Regions from separate parts of the Homo sapiens genome. Here region 2 is linked to region 1. The links are chromatin contacts, found by Hi-C or POLR2A ChIA-PET in ENCODE. All regions are on one chromosome and are shown on one strand. Each heading gives the region's core, a stretch centred on a gene start or an enhancer-like site at or near the end of the contact. The rest is flanking DNA. Distances are from core to core; before and after follow the strand shown.

Evidence for each region. Hi-C counts contacts between places; a loop is a spot of excess contacts on that map. ChIA-PET counts read pairs that join two places held with the same protein, here RNA polymerase II (POLR2A). Pooled maps may share reads with other maps.
Region 2: a loop to region 1 is called in a pooled map, with 2.0 times the contacts of the local background. The contact joins two enhancer-like sites. A Hi-C loop is called at or near these places in 5 of 37 single-sample maps with no recorded cell type and 4 of 50 pooled maps. POLR2A ChIA-PET finds 5 or more read pairs at or near these places in 2 of 52 experiments (OCI-LY7 and RWPE1).

The regions. Positions count from the first base shown.
Region 1 is chr2:44,776,848-44,779,912 of GRCh38, reverse strand. No RefSeq gene overlaps it. Among named protein-coding and RNA genes, the nearest start is that of LINC01833, 160 kb to the left of the region's middle. Within about 2 kb of position 1,597, at least 3 of the 41 ENCODE cell types and tissues checked have a DNase peak (open chromatin) inside an H3K27ac peak, as active enhancers do.
Region 2 is chr2:44,551,958-44,555,242 of GRCh38, reverse strand. All of the region lies in intron 3 of CAMKMT (calmodulin-lysine N-methyltransferase), which reads right to left. Among named protein-coding and RNA genes, the nearest start is that of CAMKMT, 190 kb to the right of the region's middle. RefSeq lists a silencer at 1,459-1,753. Within about 2 kb of position 1,607, at least 2 of the 41 ENCODE cell types and tissues checked have a DNase peak (open chromatin) inside an H3K27ac peak, as active enhancers do.

The sequences.
Region 1 (3,065 bases), core at 348-2,847:
AGCCGAGGTTCTCATCTTATGGGGCAGAAGGTGGGCCAACCAGGAGTATCCCTGGAGAGAGGAAAGATCTCTGGACACTCAGAAGCTGTGAGCGGCTTCATTCTCCTCCAAGCTGCTTCATACTTGCTCTCGCTTGGCATCATGAGATGCTGCTTGAGAGAGAGACAGAGGGACAGTGAGAGATCCACTCAAAATGTAGGCTGGATCAGGGATGTGGCCTCTGCTCCTAAAAATAAAGCCTGTGGAGGAAAATGAAGGCTAATGTACCTGGAGGTGGAACCATAGGTCAGGTGGGCAAAGCTTTTAAATGTACTGCCTTCTGGGTTGGGAACAGCATGGTGACATTCCCTGAAGCTCAAGGAGAGCTCGGCCATCAGAAGGCAGACTGCAGATCAAGACAGTGATGGCCTGAGCTCACTTTCCGACCTAGTCTGACAGTCACATCGTGTTCAGCTTCTACCTTTCTCACATTGGTAGGCTGCAAACCATCAAAAAGTAGAATTTCATATACAAAGCCGAGTCCTTATTCTAGATTGCACAGGTGATGCCCAGACAACAAGCCAACATTTTCAGATCCCACCGCCCAGCTTTCACCATGGACCTGGCCTGGGATGGTGCGGCCTCGGTGCCCACCGGGAAGGCAGAGTGGCCCAGCGTGGGCGGCAGAGGTGAGGGAGGGAACGCTGCTCTGAGGCCTTTTTCTTGTAGCTCCAGACAAATTAAAAACCTCCTTACCAGCCATTCATTCTGAGGAGGCCTCTTCCTTCCTCCACAGGGGGGCTGCTGTGTTGGAAGCCGATCGGATTCAGGGAGGCTGGGCCTCCCGGAGCTCTCAAGGAGGGGGAGCGGCAAGAATGGAAAGAGAGAGGCCCTAACCCTGAAGAGATTGGCAGGCAGGGAGTGGGGGCAAAGTGCAGCCCAGGTCACTGGGAAAAAAGAAATCTCAAAGTAAGGGAGTGGGGGAAAGTTCCACTTTCAGCCTAATTATGAAAGAGGCCTCGGTAGAGAGGGGCGGGGGAGCCCAAAGAAGAGAGAAAAGGGAAGTGAGATGTTGCAGAGAGCAGAAAGAGATTCTCAGGGGGCACAGGCTATTGAAGGAACGCAGGCAGGGAAAGGTGCCGCCTCTTCAAACGTGGGTCTGTTATAACTGATTTTGAGAGACCTGGAAGCATGTTCGCCTGGGACTCCCAAAGAGGGAGGGCAAAATGCCCTATTAAGGGTGGGACGAATTGATTTCCCAAAGAAGCACAGCACCATTTCCTCCAAATGCCCTCTGCAGTCCTCCTTAATCTGCCCTGGAGGCAGCAGGTGACCTCTGCACAGGCCCCTGGAGGCGCCTTTGTTCGGGGGCATTCTGCGGCCCGCCCCGCCCCCTCCCCTTGCACCTGGGCAGCAGCCTCAAAATGCACTTGTCCACCCTTGGCCGGCTCCCGTGGTGGGATGGCGGATGCCTTTGTATGTGAAAAGCCACGAGCCCTCCAACTCCTGTTTTCCCTTCGGCTTGACACATTCACTAATGTATTTCCTGTTCACTCCCAGGAGAAAAAAAGAGTGCCTGCAATACTTTATCTGGTAAGACAAGTCTGTGACTGAGACTACCAAGCGGGCCAACCCTTGCTGTTCCTGGGAGAGCCACTGCCATTCAGAAAGCTTGGCTCTGCCCTCGAATCCCCAAGTGTTCCCTGCCGGGTTCTAATCCAAGCCCTCTGAGGTTTGCTAATTTAATTGTGTAATGGTCCACACCTGAGACATTCCCTGAACTATCTTTAGGACACTACTTAGCCTAAAAGAAAGACAAATAAGAGTATTAAGACAGGGACTTAGACATTGAAAGCTTTTACCATCTCCAAAACATCTGAGTCAAGCAGAAGAAAACGGGGTGGGAGGATGAGGGGTGGCCTCAAAGTCAGAACAAGCAACAAGAAGTAAATAAAGTTCTTGCTAAGTGAGTCTGAAATATGTATTTAGCCCTTGTAAATTAAATAACACTGGTTTTTAAAGAGTGATTCTCCGAACATCTATTATTCACATCAGTAGGACAGACGGTAAGCCACTGTAAGATTTATAGAAACTAAAAGACTTCCCATGCTAAAGGTTAATGAAAGTGTAATTTGAATCATGAAATCTTTATGTGTCGGCTCAATTTACACCGAGGGCTCATTAAGGATGCGTTTGGTACAGCGGGCGGCAGGTGACGTCACATTAGTATTTAAATGGGCGGGGCCAGGCTGCTCTGCATGTAATCCTTTAAAAATATAACAGCCTCTCTCTTTCCTTCTCTGTCTCTCCAGCTGTAACAACTTCACCAACTGTCTGGGTTCCACCCCGAGGATTTCACTGAGAGAACACGTTAGAGGGAATCAGGAAGCAGAAAAAAGGTCACAAATAAGCACCTCAGGAACAATGAAAGCTTTTCTCTATGCAGCAGTGGGAGAGTTGCTAGAAAAACTGGAAAGGTATTAATCAGAAGTGGCTATAAATGCTCTGGAGTTTTGCTCTTATAAAACTCCTCAGAGAAAGTCTTGAAGGAAATGCAGGTCAAAGCCCAAAAAAGCTCTTGATCAGAGATTGCTGGAGGAAAATCTTCCCAGACGCCGTTTAATAGGCAGCAATCACCCCAGGAGTGGGGAAGCCAAGTACGCTTGAAACATGGTTGCAATTCCTAATAGGTCTTGTCACACTTAAGGCACTGCAAGCTCCATCCAACGAACAGCTGAAGCTAGCTGGCGATTCATAAAGCCAACAGTTTAAAGTTTATTATGATGAAAGCACTTAATGACAGCCATCGCTAGGGGCCCATCATTTATAAAGCTGTGCTGAGTATTAGACATGTAGCATGACCACCAATTTTATGTCACAATTGCTACCATAAAATGACCTTTGGTGATTTTTGCTGCATGTGGTGGACAGCTCTTCCTTCACATTAGTGCTCTGTGGCTTTCTTTGCAGACTATTATGCTGTCTAAAGCTTATTTGGCACTGTCGTGAGCCTCAACCCTTGCTATTACCCCGAAGGCCTGTCTTAAAAAAAAAAATCTCATGCTCTATTACGCCACTCCAATAAT
Region 2 (3,285 bases), core at 358-2,857, 220 kb after region 1:
CAACAGCCTCTGACTGGTTTCCCTACTCCAATCCATCCTCCATGAAAATATGGTAAAAATATGAACCTGAATGAATAATGTAAATTATTGCCATGTTTTCAGACACGACTGTGTAATATGGTTTCTGCTTACTTCTCCAGTTTATTCTTTTGCTGCTGCCCCCTTTCCACCCTTTTCAACAGTTCCGAGATCCCTCTTGCCAAGGCCTTCCATATATGCAGTTTCCTCAAAACCATCCTATCTTCCCTACTCCCACCCCAACCAGAACGCCCTTCATCTGGTTAATTCCTATTCATCCATTCTGCTTTAAATATCTTATTTAACAGATCCTAATGCAGTATTTATTGTGTTTTCATTTCATTTTATTTTGAGGACAGTCTCACTCTGTCACTCGGGCCGGAGTGCAGGGTATGATCATGGTTCACTGCAGCCTTGACCTCCTGGGCTCAAGCGATTCTCCCACCTCAGCCTCCCAAATAGCTGGGCCTACAGACATATGCCACCACACCTGGGTAATTTTTTTATTTTTTATTTTATAGAGACAAGGTCTAACTATGTTGCCAAGGCTGATCTTGACTTCCTGGGCTCAAGTGATCCTCCCACCTCAGACTCCCAAGTAACTGGGACTATAGGCATGTACTACTATGCTCAAGTAATTTTTTAAATTTTTGTAGGAACAGGGTCTCACTATGCTGCCCAGGCTGGTCTTGAACTCCAGGTTTCACACAATCCTTCTGTCTTGGCCTCCTGAACTGTCAGGATTACAGGCATGAGCCACTGTGCCCGGCGAATATTTATTGTGTATCAAGTACTGTTCTAAGGGCTGTATGAAAAATGAGGCACAGAAAGGTCAAGTAACTTGTCCAAGACCCATAGTCAACAAGTGGCAAAGCCAGGATTTGAACCTAGGCAATCTGGGTTACTAGGAAGATTTCTGTGCTCACACACCATCCAGTGCATACCTCTATCATAATGTTTAACTAACTACTGGATTTTCCTCCTCCCTTGTCTATCTCCCTCACAAAACAGTCAGCTTCTCAAAGGTATAAACTCTATCTTAGTTGTCTTTGAATGTCTAATTCTTACCCCAGGAACTCCGACTGAACATACAGACACTAAATGTCTACTGAATGAATGAATGAGTTAGCAAAAGGTCATAATGGATAAAGCAAACATTTCTAAAACTGTGTTCTTTAAAGAGATAAATAGGCACCCACCTCCTAAGAGTCTCCATACTTCTTTATTTGCAAGTCACTTAATATTATATTAATGCCTACAACCTCTTTTTTAAATGTTATGTTTTATAGAATCAGAATACTCAACAAAACAATAAAAGTAACCAAGCAAAGCTACCTTATGAGAGGGATGTCATACATTTTAAATTCACTAAAATAGCTTCATTTGATAAATTATTCTTTTTATTTTAGTGTAAAATTATAGTTAGAAATACTACCAGAGCCATGACAATAATTAGAATAGAAAAAGAATGCAACAGTTGACTATCTTCCCATCTAATGCTGATTAGTCACAGAGAGGAAATGCCAGTCTCAGAGCACATTTCTAACAACAACAACAAAAACGTGGCCAAGTACGGTGTCTCACAACTGTAATTCTAGCACTTTGGGAAGCTGAGTTGGGTAGATGGCTTGAGGCCAGGAATTCGAGATCAGCCTGGCCAATATGGCAAAACCCCATCTCTATTAAAAGCACAAAAATTAGTGGGGTGTGGTGGCCCATGCCTATAGTCGCAGCTACTCAGGAGTCTTAGACACAAGAATCACCTGAACCCAGGAGGTGGAGGTTACAGTAAGCCAAGATTGCGCTACTGCACTCCAGCCTGGGTGACAGAGCGAGACTGTCCCAAAAAAAAAAAAAAAAGTGTCTCACTCTGAATGAAAAGATGTCATATCCTCTTAATGGATAAAACTATATATAACAGAGATTAAAAGTCACTTTAGAGCACTTGTATGAGAGAACAGAGTATAAAATGAAGACGGTTCATATGCTATCTACACATGTGGCCTTCTGGGTCAACAGTGAACAGAACACCAGTAGTATAGTATCGTATTGGTCAATTACAGGTACTTAAATAGTGTCTACTACTTGCTGAAGATGTTACAGGTTTTTCAACAAAAGACTTTAATGTGCCATGAAAATTTAAATCATAGCACACATCTAGTACTTAATTTCTGTGACAAGGGAGCATTCTGACTTTGAACTCTTTGGCTAAGCCTCCTTTCGCCTTATGTATACTTTCACAGCACCCTCTTAGTTTCTTTCCAATTATCCTATTCCCTTCCTCTAAAATATTTGTCTCTTTCTTTTAAAATTATTGCTGATTTGTCCAAAGATTATCAGGGGAAAGGGTCCTGACTAAATGACATAAACTTATCCTGTCCCTAAGGCTGAATAAATAAATAAAGTAAATAGCCCAATGGTAAGAGGCTAGCTTGATGGTCAAACAGGCTGGTTTTCACATCTCAGCTCTACCATCACATACCATATGACTTTGGACAAATTACTTAAGCCTCTCTGTATCTCAGTTTCCTCATATGTAAAATGGAAATAATATTAGCAGAACAGTTGTAAGAATTAAATGAGATGATGTATGTAAATCGCTTAGCATGGTTCCTGAAACGTAAGTGCTCAATAAATGGAAAATATGGAGGTGAGTGGTTGCCTCAGACCTCACACCAGATTCTGAGCACTGCCACAGTATTTTGTATGAAAGGACTCTATCTGCATAAGATTCCAGGATTTTGGAGTTGTTATTGACTGTAAAGATCACCAAGTAAAATCTTCCATTTTAGAAATCTTTTCTAGGATTTCTTAAATCCTCCATGTCAAGCACTAGATAGGTAAATGAATTGGTTCAGTTTGCCTGTCTTGTTAATGAGAAAGCCACAGTCTTTTAAATAAAATTCTCTTCTGAATTTTATTTAAAAGACTCAAAAGTAATAATGAGTACAATCGAAATATCATTGTGTATCACTGTGAACATACATTCAAACTGTAGGTTAGTGTTCTCACTCACAAACGGGAGCTAAATAATGCATACCTATGGGCATAGAGTGGAATAATAGACACTGGAGACTCGGAGGGGAGGATGAGAGATGAGAAATCACCTAATGGGTAAAACAATGTACACTATTCAAGTGATGCTTACATTCAACGCCCAGATTTCACTACTACACAATATGTCCATGTAACAAAACTGCACTTGTCCCCCTCTAAATCTATTAAAAAATGAAAACTAAAAAAAAATCTATATGTTAGAAACCCATA